Regions from separate parts of the Homo sapiens genome. Here region 2 is linked to region 1. A link is a loop called in an ENCODE intact Hi-C map of the cell type or tissue named here. Cell type or tissue: gastrocnemius medialis. All regions are shown on one strand.

Region 1 (8,000 bases):
TAACGCAAGAGATTGTGGTTATGTCAAAGTGAGGTTGAAAGTCAGTGCTGGGAGTACTGGGGCAGGATGGAACTGGGATCCCAGGGAAGGCAGGTAAGCATGAGGACAAAGAGCTCAGCCCGCTGTGGGTTGCAGATCCCATCTTCCTTTGCTAACCTGCGTGACCCTGGCCAGATTGCAGAGTCTTCATTTCAGTATCACTGAGTGAAGATAACAATCATAACACCTCCTGCGTAAGGTAGTCACCAGAATTAACTGATGCAAAACAGTATTTTTAAAAATGTGAGTCATAGGAGGAATTTAATGGAACATGACAATCACTTTAAAAACAAAATGAAATAGAATAGAAAAAAAGTCAAATGGAACAGAAAATATCGGAGGGCATCACGTGTAGTAAATGTAAGTTTGTGGTGTGCGAGTACTTTCGTGGCGTGATTATAACTTATATTTTCTATCGTGGGTCACCATAGGGCAAGTTCAAAAACCATAGGTATAAAGCTTTTGGCACTCGGTGCCTAATGTGTAGCCAGTGATAAAAAGTGGTGAAATAAAAATACAGCATTTAAGTTGAGCTTTAAACAATAAACATTTTTACCAAAGAGGATGGAATGGAAAAGGTAAGAAAAACCCAATACGTGTACACACACACACACACACACACATACACACACGTGCACAAATGCAGACACATATGAGACATGGTATTACTTAGATATTGGATGGAAGAAGGTTTTTAGAATATGAAACTAGACAGGAGATGCAGCTGGATTGTGGAAATCTATCTAGGTCATATTGAGAATTTTGAATGTCTTTAGGTAAAAACTGCGAAGTCATCCAATAAATTTGCACTAGGAAATAACATGCTCAGATTCAGAATTGGAAAAAGGAATTGTGACAGGGATGTGGACAACAGACTGGGAGTTGAGCCTGGCAGTGGGAAGGCTTCTGACTTGGTTTTGATTCTCCAGGGGAGGACCTGAAGCAAGGCAATGGCATTGGGTGTGAAAGGAAGGAGATTAAGAAGACATTGCATTGGGAGGCCGAGGCAGGCCGATCACTTGAGGTCAGAAGTTTGAGAGCAGCCTGGCCAACATGGTGAAAACCCCATCTCCACTAAAACCACAGAAATTAGCCTGGTGGGGTGGCGGGTGCCTGTAATCCCAGCTACTCAGGAGGCTGAGGCAGGAGAATCGTTTGAACCTGGGAGGTGGAGGTTGCAGTGAGCCGAGATTGCGCCACTGCACTATAGCCTGGCGACAGAGTGAAACTCCGTCTCAAAACAAACAAACAACAAAAAAGACATTGCAGAGAGCTCTTGTGACATGATGTCACTTTGCTCATTTATTTCCTCTGATCATATTACCCTTTCCTGCCTCTGATTCATCAGGTAAAATTCTTCTCTTCCTGCAAGCCAGGGCTAGCTATGTGTTCCAAGCAACCATCTCTGGCCGTATGTTTGAGTGACACCCAGTCCGCGCTCCTGCACTGTGCTGTGCACATCATTGCTGTGTCCTCTGTCACATCACACAGAAGGGTGACATTGTCTAGTGTTTCCTGCCTTCCCTGGAACTTCTGGGTATGGGTTTGGAGCGTACGTCATGGTCCCTTTGTGGTTAAGACATGGACCAGAATCTTATGACAGATTCTGGCTCGTGATTTGTGCTTGGAGCGTTTACCTGCCTATGTCAGCGCCTCAGAGATTTCTTTCTCTTTGTCATGAAACCTGCCTGGGTCCTTCCTGGAGTGAAGATAGCATGGCATGTACTACCACATACTCACAATGAGCATGATCGTGAAAGAAAAATAAAACCATTGGTTGTTGTATGGTTGTTGTAAATCACTGAGGTTTCAGGCCTGTTTGTGATGCCCCCTAACTCAGCATCTCTTGATTGATGTGATTCAGAACCTGGCTCAGAGCTTGGTGTAAGAGTAGTGCTCTATGTTTATTTGTGGTAAAAATGAATAAATGATTAGGAGAGGAACTATAGGTAGCTTGAAGGCTTCTGGTCAGAAGGCAGCAGATTTTGTTAGATCGTAAGCTAAATCAGAACACAGGAAAAGAGGGAGACACAAGTATAAATGTGTTTGTGGGCACATTGAATGCGAAGTACTGGAGAGGTCTTCCTGAGTACGCAGATGGTGGTAAGCTGGAAATATAGGACTGACGGTTCTCTAAGATTGTCAGGATAGAGATAAAAAATGCGAACTCTTTAATTTCAGATGATAGTTACATTATAAGAACAGATTCAATGATCCACAGAGATAGTGAAGAATATTAAGAGATAAAGGAAGAATATTGGGAAATGCCTACATTTAAGGGTGGGAAGCAGAGGGACAAGAAGCAACAAAGAATAAAAAACATGATAATGGAAGCTAAGAGAAGGAGGATTTTAAAAGCAAATTGCTATCTAGTAGCGTCACTATATGCTACAGTGACATGAAATAGGGAGGGTACTGGGAGGGAGGAACGACGTTTTAATACAGCCAGGAGGTCCGTGTTCCGTGTGAGAGAGGAAGAATGAACACAGCGATGAGTATCATTGTAGATACAGATGAGCACGTTAGATGCTGCTTTCCAGATTCCACGTTATACCACTTTTCCACTCCTTGAGATTCCTGCACATTTCTGGTTCTCGGAAGTCCCCTTTCGCTCTCAGCCTGACTATGGCTTTATTTGATGCAGTCTGTGGCTGATTGGGAGGCAAACACACACCTGTTGCCTGGGGTGGGAAGCTGTCTGGACCTGGTGAGTTACTTTGCCTCCCAGAAGACTTGTTTAATTCTAAGTTATGGGCTACAATGTGGAGAACTTAATTGCCCAGGTCTTCTGGGTAAGAAGAGTAGTGGTGTATTCTCACTGATTAACTCAGCAACATTTATTGAGCACCTACTATGTACAGGAACTGAATAACATTATCATCTGAAGCTGGAATAACCAATGTGAATCACAGCTCAGAGATATTTTATGCCTTCTGATTTTTAGTTTTCATTAATGAGAAGTCTGTGCTTCCTAATTTTACATTTCTAAGCTCCGCAAATGAGATTAGCATTGTGAAACAGACAATGTCTATATCATAATGCTTATTTAATGTGTATATAGTAAAAGCAGTCTGTTTGTGAAAGTTTTTCAGACTGCTTTTATGTAGACGGGAGCGTTGGGGAGGAAATGAAGCTTGGCTGTTTTCTTCCTGGGACCTTAAAAGGGTTATCTCACGTCTTTGGATTTTCATTGCTTATAATAGATTGTTTGATCATTCAAACCACTATATATTAAAATTAATAGCCAGAATCCACAAATTATGTGGATGAGGCTCTGAATCAAATGACTTTTGAGATTTTGCAGTTTGAATCTCTGATTGGGGAGTTTAATATCTCATTGCACTGTTGGACCCCCGAGGGAAAGTTCATGTTCAGTCCACATCATCTTTAGACAACCTGTTTGTAGATTCATTCTCAGTTACCCTAACTTGTCATCTGGCCACATGCAAGTTTCAAATTCTAATGTCTTTTTCTAAGCTAAACTGAGAGAGCACCATGAAATAAATGCCTATCAGCAGACATTATATGTCACATATTAGAGAAAAAAGCTTGTCTATTTTAACAGGGTTCTTTCCCAAGAAGGGGAGATGAATTTGGGATCTTGAGAGAAAATGACATCAGCGAGGAGGTTAGCTGAGGGACTCTTATAAAAGGGACCAAATTACAAGGCATATTGTGTCCTGATTTATCCCCCTATGTTCTACATTTAACTATGAAATCATTTCAAAGAAAAAAAAATTCAGATTTATGAGCAAGGAAAATATCTAGAGCTCATACTGTCCTCTGGTGGTCATTCGCACACATAGCCAGAAATGCAAATGCCTTGGAAAACTTGACAGCATCTAGTTTACCGACTGAAAGTCAAATTGCAGAAACTGATGAAAACAAAACAAAACAAAAAAACACCCTCTTTCCTGTACTTTAAAGTTTCTTGATCATTTCATATTTAAAACAGAATAATGGATACTATTTACAAGTATTCACCTCTGAAGAGAAATAATTGTCTCTGAGCTTGACTCTCACTGATACTATTTGATGTAAAAAATAGGTCTCGTGCTCTTAAATGATGGTTGAGATAGATAGACAGGAAGGTGGATATGGAGAGGGAACTGTTTTTAGTTCACTTCACTTCAATTAAGATGCTCTGGGGTTCTGGGACCTCCTTGTAACACTTTCTAGGTATTATCTCCTGGAAGAACACAGGCACCTGCCCATCATATTTCTATGTCTCTAGTCTTTTTAATATGGTCAAAAGGCAACACAGAGATACCCTGATAAAAATCTCAGCTGTTATTTCCCACCTTTTTCTGGTGGGTTTGCTCTCATTACTGTCTTTTTTTTTTTTTTTTTTTTTTTTTTGAGACAGAGTCTTGCTCTGTTGCCCAGGCTGGAGTGCAGTGGTGACATTTTGGCTCACGGCAACCTCCACCTCCCAGGTTCAAGAGTTTCTCCTGCCTCAGCTCCTCCCAAGTACCTGAGATTACAGGCATGTACCACCACACCTGGCTAATTTTTGTATTTTTTGTAGAGGCGGAGTTTCATACGTTGGCCAGGCTGGTCTCAAACTCCTGGCCTCAAGTGATCCTCCTGCCTTGGCTTCCCAAAGTGCTGGGATTACAGGCGTGAGCCACCGTGCCTTGCTGGCCCTCATTACTGTCCCTTTTGAGAGTGTGTTGTTAAGATCCTGGGCAGGTCAAATCCCATTGTTCTGTGGGTGAAGAGACAGGAGAAATCCTGGGGAAATGCGTTTCTACCCCATCTAACAACACCTGTGTGACTTTGTTTTCAGGATAGGATGTTTTTTCTTCCTTTTCTATTGTATGTAATTCTTAGGCCAGGAGGACAGAGCCAAATACAGCCTGTATCATCCACAAATAGGGGCTTTCTCAGTAAGCATCAGTCACTAAGGACTCATTTCAAGTAAGCCAGGTAGGGATTTTTAGTGCAGAGATAAAGATAAGATGATTGAGAAGACAAAACGAGAGGAAGCTGCTGGTCTTTCTATACCCTGCTAGGTGCTTTCTAGCCTGTTAGAGTCAAAAGAGCAACCGTGAATCCCATAGCAAAGAGATCAATGAATGAATGAGTGAATACTAATACAGATGCAATTCAAGTTCTAGTGGAAAATGAGTATACTTTATTTCAGCAATAATTTTTGTCTCTCTTTGGTGAATACGGGACATGTCAGTGATAAGCAGAAAAGCAGAAGCCACCCTGGGCATTGAGGGCACAATGGCTCAGCTTTTTTTCAGTGTCTACGCTGCTCTCCATCTCTGGGCTTTGATAGTAGGATTCAGTAAGTGAGGATTAACAGCATATTGAAAACCACATAAGAAGCCCAGAAAAATGTTGTGGAGTCTAACTCTGACTATTTACGTTTACATATTGACTTCAAGGGCAGAGTACTGCCATGAATGCATAAGCAGTAGAGAACACACCTTGCTTTTTCAGCAACAGACGGAACTTCATGGGCCAAGCAAGCCCACACACTCTCACACACTCACTGTTGGGGTACACCAGGCCTCAGGGGCACCTGTGGACTCTGAGCTTGGGCAAACATATCACCTTGATTAAAAGATTAATCCATAAATTTGTTTGGGAATATTTTTCAGCCCTAACAAGGAAGGAGATTCCATCGCATGCTACAACATGGATGAACCTTGAGGATATCATGTCAAGTGAAACGAGCTGGTCACTAAATGACAAATGCTATATCATTCCACATGCATGAGGTCCCTAGAGGAGTCAAATCCAGAGACAGAAAGTAGAATGGTGGGTGCCATGGGCTGGTGGGAGGGAGGATAGGGAATTCGTGTTTAATGGGGACAGAGTTTCGGTTTTGTAGAGTTCTGGAGATGGATGGTGGTGATGGCTTCACAACAACGTGAAGGTATGTAATACTGATGAACTCAATAATCAAAGTGGTCAAGAGGGTAAGTTTTACGTTATGTGTATTTTACCAGAAAGGAAACAAAACCAGTGTGTATATTCACTCAACAAACGCTTAGTGAATGACTACATGTGTCAAGTTCTATGCTGGGAGCTGGAGATACAAAGATGGAAGAGACATGGCACCTGCTGCAGAAAATGTCATAATGTTTCCATGAAGACATCGTCAATTTTGGTGGGTCATTTTAATGTTTTCTTTTCTTTAAAATTTCCCTTTTTGATATGTTTTGGTGTGGTCTCAGAAGCAGTCTAACTTTATAATGATTATTCAGCAGGAATAATATGAACGATAACAAAAACCACACTTTGAAATAGTAAATAACTTTTAGTTCCTTCACAATGAACCAGGCTGACTGCTGTAACTGTAAGGGTAATAGATCTTCATTAAAGTCCCTCATTTCTAGCACAATAGGGTTTTGCCTGCTATTCTTTTCCCTGTGAGAGATGGAGGAGGGAAAGAAGGGAGGGATAGGGTGGGAGGGAAGGAAGGAGGGAGGGAAGGAGGGAGGGAGGGAGAAGGGAGGGAGGGAAGGCGTGAAGTGCTTATCATGATGAGTCCAACAGTAAAATCAATAGGTGTTGTCCACTGACTATCAATTAAGGCACAATCAAGGCCTCTGGGTTTTGATTTTGATCAGGCTGCTGGCAGTTTAGTGGGAACTCACCAAATAAACAATAATTCCAGACAATTGTCCCCCTTGTCATGATTCAGGAGCGTATTTTCAAATGAGGTGTAAATGAGGACTTTGTTTTGTATGTGGAGACAGCAGGGGCAAAACAAAACCACTGGAAAGACCCAGGTAGGTGGGAAACAAAGGAACGAAACTGTCCAGTGCGAGCACCTGCAGCTCGTCCCTGGCAGACGCTTGAAAGGCACTTGGTTATTTACCAACTTACTGTGGGATAGGGGTGGGAGCAGAATACAGTGTACTTTCGGATGATGCCGTTCAGCTTGAGAGGGGGAAGCCAGGACACAAAGACCATGGAGGCTGAGGCCGCCGCTGCCTTCACACCCGCGGGAGGACCTGGAACTGGAAGAGCCGTGTGTTTAGTCACAAGGTGGGGCCTCAACTTGGGCTTGCGGACCCACGCTTCCCAACATGACCCCACTCCGCACTTACTGTTCAGCTCTTTCAGGATGAGCGTTATGGGTTCCGCTGTGTCCCCCCAAATGCATATGTTGAAGTCCTAACCCCCAGGACCACAGAATGACACTGTAATTGGAGGTAGGGTCTTTACAGAGGTAATCAAGTTAAAATGAGTTTGTTAGGGTGGTCCCTAATCCAGTACTTCTGGTGTCCTTATAAAAAGGGCCAGTTTGGACACAGAGACAGACATGTATAGAGGGAAGATGATGTGAAGACACAGGGAGAAGAGGGCATCTATAAGCCAAGGAGAGAAGCCCAGGACAGATGCTTGTCTCAAAGCTCTTAAAGAGAACCAGCCCTGCAGACACCTTGATTTTGGACTTCTGGCCTCCAGAACTCAGAGACAGCAAATAAATTCCTAATGTTGGAGTCTGTGGTCCTTTGTAGCTCTAGGACCTAATACAGTCAGTTCTAGTCCCTCTTGTCCTGGGGAGTCTTCCCAACCCATTTCAGCCCCTGGCAACTTCCTGCCTCTGGATAACTGGAGAATTAACTTCTGGATCAGTCTCATTTCTGCTGCAGTTTTTGGCTTTGAATGTACTGGGGATGAACCTTTTGGATCCTGAATTTGAGAAGCATGAGGGTGAACTACCTCAGCCATCAGAGACCCCACCCTCCCTCACCCTAGTCATTTTGTAATGGCACCACTTTGGGCTCAGGAGAGGTATGGAAATATTGTTGATGAATAGGGATTATTGGGTCAAAGATTCACAGTATCCATGTAAGACAAACTCTCCTCTGTAAACCAGCTAAGAAGGCAGAACATGGTGGCAGCAATACTAAGCATGATTTGGGAGTGAGATTGAAGGCATGTCCCACTCCTCTTGTTCTTTTATTTTCCAGGTTGAAGAGGTGAGGGCGGGT
Region 2 (8,000 bases), 72 kb before region 1:
ATGTCCTAACCCCCAGGACCTCAGAATGTGTGATCTGGTTTGGAAATAAGGTCATCACAGATGAAATTAGCTAAGACAAGGTCATATTGGAATAGGGTTGGCCCTTAATCCACTGTGACTGGTGTCCTTTTAAGAAGAGGACACAGACACAGGAGGGGAGAGGGCCATGGGATGATGCAGGTGGAGACTGGAGTGCTACAGCTGCAAGCAAATACATTTCTGTGCTGTGAAGCCACCCATTTGGTGGTACTACGTTAAAACAGCTCTAGGAAATTAATACAGATGTTGCCTGTATTTTTGTTTCTCATATTACTACTCATTGTTTTAATGATGACTGTTTTATTCATTAAGTTGAAAGCTCCTAAAGCAGAGGGACCATATTTTTATGTCCCAACTCTCCTTAAGGCCTTGCCTATGATAGCACATCTCTTCAATAGAATTGTCCTAACTTTAACAGAGACAACTTGGGTTATTTAATATGGAGAACAAAGGGTTAAGCTGGTGCCAGATGGGTTTCATTTTCTCTAAATCTGGAACCAAAGGCAGCAAGTCTATGGGGTGGACGGAGTTCTTAGCTCAACCCTTTGGTGAGGTAAGAAGAAGGATGTTCCACCAGCAGAGACTGTCAGGTACCAGAATGGGCTACAACATCGCCTCTTCTGGAATTCTGTGGAAAATGAGAGAGGTTCAGTTACCTGGAATGATTTTTCTGGGGCTCCAGCCTGGAGACAGCTTAAGGTCCTAGATGGGTCTTTTCTACCTTTGAATTCTCTGCTTCTCAAAGAGCAGTTTGATACAGTTATATTTCAGTATGGTCTGGCCACTTCTAAACCCAGCAGACTGTATTCACTGTTGGGCTCTCACGAAGTTTCAAAGGAGCAAAACTGACAGGGCCGGCCTGTAATGTTATTGCACCGATTTATTTATGTGCTTTCATGAGCCTGGCAGTGTCTCCAGGGCAGGGGCAATGGTATCCCTCTGTGGATCCATTCATAGAGCCTACAATAATCCCTGACATACAGAGTTTTCTGAAGGAATTCATAGACCTAGGGTCACTTTATGAAGGCAATGGAAGCTCAGAGAGAAGTGACATAGCTGTTACGTGATAAAACTATAACCCAAACCTTCTGCCTTTTCAGTTCAGATAACGCCTGTTACTTGACCACATATGGCCAAATCCTGAGTGTCTAAGTTTCCTAGTGCTGTGTCTACATGACCTTGGCTTGCTTATAATTCCATGTTGGAATGTGAAAGGCTAACACTGGGAAGGTGCAATGACTTTGTTTTTAAACGGGAGATTTCCTCACTGCAAGTTTCTAGTTAATTCGACTTTGAATCTAATCTATCATTCTGTGTCGCTGGAGAGGTGCGTTAAGATGGCAGCCAAAGAGATAGATTTTAAGATCTCCTAAATCATCAGAATACTCAATCTTGGTAAATATTCTCTGGGGCATTGATTTTAAGACACATTTCATCCCTTACTTGCACAATTCCACGGAAGACTTCATTAGATTTTTTTTGTCCTTGATGAGAATGTAAATGAGTTATGTTGGAGCTCTACACAACCAGGTATGAATGATAATTGGGTTTCTTCACCGAAATGCTAGGAAAGAGGCCCTCAAAAAGACAGAAAAACATTATGATGGGGAAGAGGCTAAATGTCTTCCAGGCACTATCGACTTGATAAGTGGAGCTTAAATAAGTGAAGCTTGTTATTTAAATGCTAATGAGTCTTTTCCAGAAAATTACCCAGTCCCTTACATAAGTTTTGAAAATTCTCATTTTTATTCTTCTTTAAGTTTCTTGCAACTACAACTGTTGTAGCTCATTCTGAGCAGGTTTACTTCTGGCATGGAAGTTGGGGGGTGGTTGGGGGGTATAGTTTGCTAGTCCCACTTCAAGGATACAGTCATTTCCTCCAATCCCCCAAACCTTGACCCTCATTTCTTCTGCTTGAGCTCACTCTCCAATGGTGGGGCAAAGATCTTCACTGTCATAGCCCCTTTCCTCATTGAGATCACCCTACTTGGAAAATTCCATGGGAAAGTCGCACATGCAGCCTTGATTCAAAGCCTGGTCTCTTTTCAAGTTAATTTTGTTCATAATCTCTTTTTTTCTAGATGAGGACAGTTTTACTGGTGGCCTGATAATGTTGAAAATTTAGGTCATGATATTAGTTTCCTTAAACCACAGCCCTCAGTTCTGTACTGCGCTAGGCAGGCATCCTAGGGTCAAAATTGCCTCAGTATGTAGAATACTGGGGTATTTGACACATTTATTTTTTAATAATTTGGTTTTTGGAGCCATTGTTTTGTACCTGAACTGAACTCTGCTGTATGATAATGACTAAGATAGCAGCTAAAATATAATTTTTACTTGGATTCCACAGGAAGCCTTTTTTGTGTAACTTACTAGCTCATCTACTGAGCAAATAAACGCTGGGATTTACTGCTCCTTCATGGAAAGTATTTTGTTAGGCTCCCAGCATTCTAATATAAATAAAACTCGGTGATTAAGCTTCATGCCTGCTCAGCAGCCCATGAGTTGGAGGGCACAGGATATAAATAGCTCATGGCCTTTCAACATGGGGTTTGAACCCTAATTAAGCTTCTGCCCATTGAATCAGATTATTTTAATTATCCTGAGTTTGGGATGAGAGAGGATTTTGTAGATAATATAATAGGTTACAGAACATGTCATGCGTACTGTGATCATGGTATTAATCTGCTTTCATCTGTGCCATTGGTTTCCATATCTTGCAGTTGTGGAGGTCCAGCTTTACATAACGAATTTACTAGTTGTCTCAGAGAGAGGATGAAACTGGGAGATCTGAACACTCCCTCATGTAACTAAAAAATATTTATCTAGCACTTATTACATCCTGGACCACTGGATGCACCTCACCCACCCCAGGTATTTCCCTCAGGGCCACTGCTAGTCCCATCCTGGGTAACAGAGGGCATTTTTTCTTTCAAAGTCTCAGCAATAAAGATTCAAGTCCATGTTGTAAGCTCTTGTCATTGAATGTGCGTACATGTGAAGTCTATTCTTTAGTCTCTACATATTCTATATGTAGTATCTCTACCTAAAGGCCATGTAGAATGACTGAGAGTGAGAGCTTTGGAATTAGGCTGCCTGGGCTGGAAGTTCATATTCACTACTCCCTGGCTGTGTCGCTGGCCAAGTGACCTTGTCAGACAGACCTGACTAATCCCCTAGTCTCTGAGACTAGGTGATGTCATCACCCACGTTAAGAGCTGTCCTGAAGTTTAAATGAGATTAATGTGCCCAAGTGCTCCGGGCACATGGCACAGGCACAGCTGGCCGTGCCCATGATTCCTATGCAGCAAACATGACTCAATGTCTTTTCTTTTCCATTCCCATTGTTCTGATCTCAGAACTTGATGGCTGATTGGTATTTATCCACTACATGCCTGTGTCAGACACTGTGGCTGGTATGGGGATGAGGACATGGATAGAGTCCTAGTTTTCCAGTGTATTATAATCCACAGGAAAGACAGAGAAGTAATCAGTGCAGCAGAACCAGCCAAGGGATGTGTTTTCACTACTGACAGAGATAAATAGCAAATTGTTATGATTTCTTCCATCCTCATAAGAATCTGTTGCAACCCTCTGGCAAACTAATAAAATGCCTAGAAACATAACTTCTACAATGCAGTCATTCTGGTATGCAAGCAACATGTTTTAGATGCTTTTCTTAAAAATAAAGAATTCTTGCAATGACAACACAGTCCTAACATACAAAATAGAATCACGATGTGTTCTCTAGCTGAGAAAATAGAGAATACAAATGATTCTCTGCAAGTATGCCAAACTGTGGTGAGAAGAACCGGCTCCATGGAATTCACAGAGGTATAAACACCTGGGCAGAGGTGAGAAGCTCTGGTGCAAGAAGCTAGTGGGGGACTGTGCTTCAGAAAGTTCATGGGTTTCAGACTCTTGAACCCACTGTGGGGCCAGTCACCTACCATTTCTAACTCTAAATAAAACACGGAGTGTTGTCAGTCCCTCACACTGTGGTTTTTGAGGAAGATTTAATGAAAAAAATGATCCAGCAGATCTTTTACTAATACAGAGGGTTCTGCAAATGCTAAATTAATACGCTCAATTTGGAGAGTGAGGGGGGAACCAGAGACTGATGCATGCATTTGAGTAGATTTGCTTGATGTTGGTAAACATCATTTAGTGAAATTCAGCACAAAGGACAGAAACATTGTTCTATAAGCTATAGTGTTTCCCTGTGATCATCAGGCTAAGCCCCAGGGACAGCATCTCAGCACTCTCAGAATGAAATGCACCTGCCAGGCACTGGCTTAGGGGACCCTGAAAGATGAGGACAGCTGTTTCTCTGTCTCACCTTTTCCCTGCCTTTCACTGTGCTCCAGTGCCACTTCCATCCTCATCATGCGGGGAACCTTGGGAGCTTTTCCCTGCTGCCCCCTCTGCTCCTGCTGTGACTCTGATCTTGTTTCATGTCTTCCCCTCACTGGAAGTCCTCCTGAATGACTTGGACCCAAGAGAGCCCCTCCCACTGCTCCACACGCCCGCTGACTCACCATGGCTTCATTCTCTTTCTGTCTAGGACTTACTGAGAAATGAAAACTACTTTAGTTCCATGTCTAATGTCTGCCCCCTGACTAGGATGAAATGAATGTCTTTTTGCATCTTACTCATGGTGTATCTCCATCATACAGCACTGAGCCATATACGTAAAGTGAAACCTGAATAAATACTTTTGAGTGCTGAATGAACGCATTAACATTCCCAGCCCTGCTTCCAACTTTATAGCCATGAGATACACACACGTCCCTCCCATGTGCGTCCTGCCTGGCACTCGCTGACCACTGGTTTACAGTATCTGCTGTGACTCCGGTTCATGTCTCTGTTGATATTTTACATGCCAACAAATCAACTTCCCCATTATTCTGGGGCTGACCATGAAGCTGGAAGGTTGCCAGTGCTTTTGTTTTGGGCTGCTGCTTCTCCTGTCTTAACTATTTATGACTAGCTTTATGCATTCTCGGCTGCTAGCTGACCATTGACAGGGAAGCAGAAATGCATGTTGCTTTTTACCTGGCAGGAAGAACTGATGTGCCGGAGGGGTCCTGCCCTGCTGCGTTACATGCAGGAAACATTTCTAACCCTTGGGGCAGTGTTTCTCAATGTGGGGTCCAAACGGCCAGCATCAGAATCACCCAGGGTGTCTGTTACCATGCGGATTCCTAGGCCAGAATCTCTGGGTGGAGGCCTGGAATTGATATTTAAATAGGCACCAGGTGATTCTGATGCATGTAAAGGTGGAGAACGAGACCCAGGGCATCTGCTCTGTTGTCTCTTTTGCCTGCTCTTCTGCCACCGTTTCCAACAGAATGCTGAAGCCAATGCTGCATCACTCTAAAAATCTAATCCTTTCAATATCTGTAACTTTTTCTGATTTAGCAGCAAAAAAGTGGCTCTTAAACCCATTGGAGCAGTGTCTTGGAGTAGCAGCAAGCCACACCAGGCAGTTCACAAGGGAGAAGCCAACGGCTGAAGAGATGTCAAAGCCCTTGAATCTTTTTTTTTTTTGGAGACAGAGTCTCGCTCTGTCGTCCAGGCTGGAGTGCAGTGGCGTGATCTCAGCTCACTGCAAGCTCTGCCTCCCAGGTTCACGCCATTCTCCTGCCTCGGCCTTCTGAGTAGCTGGGACTACAGGTGCCCGCCACCAGGCCGGCTAATTTTTCTTATTTTTAGTAGAGACGAGGTTTCACCATGTTAGCCAGGATGGTCTCAATCTCCTGACCTCGTGATCCGACCGCCTCGGCCTCCCAAAGTGCTGGGATTGAGCCACTGCGCCCAGTCTGGATCATTTTTTAAGAGCAAGGCTCTGGCACACACCCCTTTGCAAAGCTAATTCCCACTCATATCCCGTTTATGTCTTCAGAATGTATTAATGTGATCAAAGAAGAAAGGCGGTAAGAAGATTAGACAAAAGGAAGAGGTAAAAGACTTCTTTAGAATGTAGAATATTCTTGAAAACATTTTTTAAATGAATTTCAATGCCTGCTGAAACTGTTTTCTGTATATTACAATGTTATTTCGTAGGCAATGGGTTTACTTCATAAAGCTCACTGCATTTCGCAAATGCTTCCCAAGCTAGGATTTATGAAGAATAGCTTTTAACATTATAATAGTTATTTTTCTAATAATAACACACTATTCTAAGAATGTAAATTTTTGCAAAGAAATTGATTAGAGATTTGAAAGCTAGACGTCAAAGTTTCCAAAATGATAATAATCAGGACATCAATTTCTCAGTCTTTAAAGAGATTTAGGAACGATTCCAATTATGAAGAAATAAGAGTATCTAATTAATAAGCTCTAGATACATATTAGGGGATTCACCTTCATTGCAGTAATTAATTTCCATATATTATGGATGCAAATATTAATAACAAAATCCAACATAATCTTCACATTAACTAGAATTATAATTTTTCTCAAACAGTGTGTTCAGGGGCAAAAGCATAAGCTTTGGGGATAGATGGGTCTGTTTCTGAATCTTGGTTTTACTACTTATGTGTGCAACTTTATACTGTTTGCATAATTTATCTGAGGCTGCAGTTTTCTCATCTGCAGAATAGAGGCTATGATACCTGCTTCACGAGTAGGTATCTTACAGGATTGTTGCAAAGATAACGTGCATGACATCATCGTTCTATCCCAATACTGGCATACAGCAGATACACACTAAAGTAGATTACTTTTTTCCTTTTCTGTGTTGCTTAAATTAAAAAAATAAATACATGTACCTGAAATTTCTAGCACTTTTTATAGTAACCAATACTAACAGTAATTCAACTGACATAATAATAGCCAAGATCCATCAATAACAGCTCATTATCCCAATTAGGGATGTTATTATACCCATTTGTTTCTCAGGCATAGGTATGAAAAGCCACACATTTTCATTTGAGAGAGAAAGAACATTACTATGTTTTCAGCATTGTTAACACCCACACATTTTAAGCATTGTTGACCACTCACTCGTTCCCGGCCGAGCGTCTGAAACATCCACTAAGGGCCCAGTGGCCTGAGACACCGATTGGTAATGGACCGTGTGAGTGACCGTCAGGGACTTCTGCTTAGCTGCCTCTCCAAAGTCAGCATCCGTCAACAGAACCGTGGAGCGATCATCTACAGGATGGCAGGAACACAGAAAGCCAAACACGTTTATCTCCCTTCCAACCACTCCCTGGCCTTTTCTCTCCTGAGGCACTTGTGTTATTGTTAATGACAACCACAATAATAGCCCCATCTAAAGTGACAAAAATGATTGAAAATTCAAGCACTGAATTAGCATTACTCTAGAGTGCTAGGAATAGAAGCTTCTTCCTAGGGGTTGGCTTTGGGAGCAATGAGCTAAGAAGAACCATGACTATGCAGAGAAGGAGCTCTCTTTTCTCTTTGGGCTTGGCTTTTCATTAAGCTAACATTGATTTGAACTCTGGATTTATGTGTTTGTCAAAAGCTTCTCTGAGACATCATCTGCGATGCCAGCCCCCTCACCAGTGATGAGGCTGTCAATGAAGACAGGTCCCTTTGGCTGCTGGGAAGCTCTGTTTGCAGGACTAGAAAATCGCCACTACAGTTCTCTCTACTGAGGTTTGCTCTCATTCTGAACTTGGCTAATGTTTGGAGGGGAAATAAAAGAGAAGAAAACATGCCAGTCTTCAGAGCTTATTGATTGCTCTATTTTAAAGGACTCAAGGTATGTTCCTTTTCTTCCCACCTCCTGTAAGCTTTAAGCACTCTAGAACATCCATTAACTGACTTCTCCTACATGATTCACTTGTCAGACTTCCCAAGTCCTACTGCCGTGGGCACTTGAAGGTGAGCGAGGCAGGAGCCTGGGTTTGGATGGGTTCTGGGCATCTTAGTGCTTGGAGCAGGAGCTGCTGTTTGAGCTGGGTCATTATTTGGTGGGCCAGGATTCTCAT

What was found. Peaks named below come from ENCODE experiments on the same cell type or tissue, not always from the same donor. Only the 100,000 strongest peaks of a DNase experiment are listed, where the experiment ranks them.
Region 2: a loop joins it to region 1, with 2.5 times the contacts of the local background. A loop is called at or near these places in 23 of 110 quality-filtered maps.

What each region holds. Positions count from the first base shown.
Region 1 is chr21:40,117,310-40,125,309 of GRCh38, forward strand. DSCAM (DS cell adhesion molecule) reads right to left here. Exons shown (of 33, transcript NM_001389.5): 20 at 6,886-7,019. Among named protein-coding and RNA genes, the nearest start is that of MIR4760, 91 kb to the right of the region's middle. In gastrocnemius medialis, a CTCF peak has its summit at 3,817 (motif pointing left); no DNase peak of the experiment used is centred here.
Region 2 is chr21:40,044,911-40,052,910 of GRCh38, forward strand. It overlaps DSCAM (DS cell adhesion molecule), which reads right to left. Exons shown (of 33, transcript NM_001389.5): 30 at 7,048-7,197. Among named protein-coding and RNA genes, the nearest start is that of MIR4760, 160 kb to the right of the region's middle. In gastrocnemius medialis, no CTCF peak of the experiment used is centred here; DNase peaks (open chromatin) are centred at 3,233 and 4,540.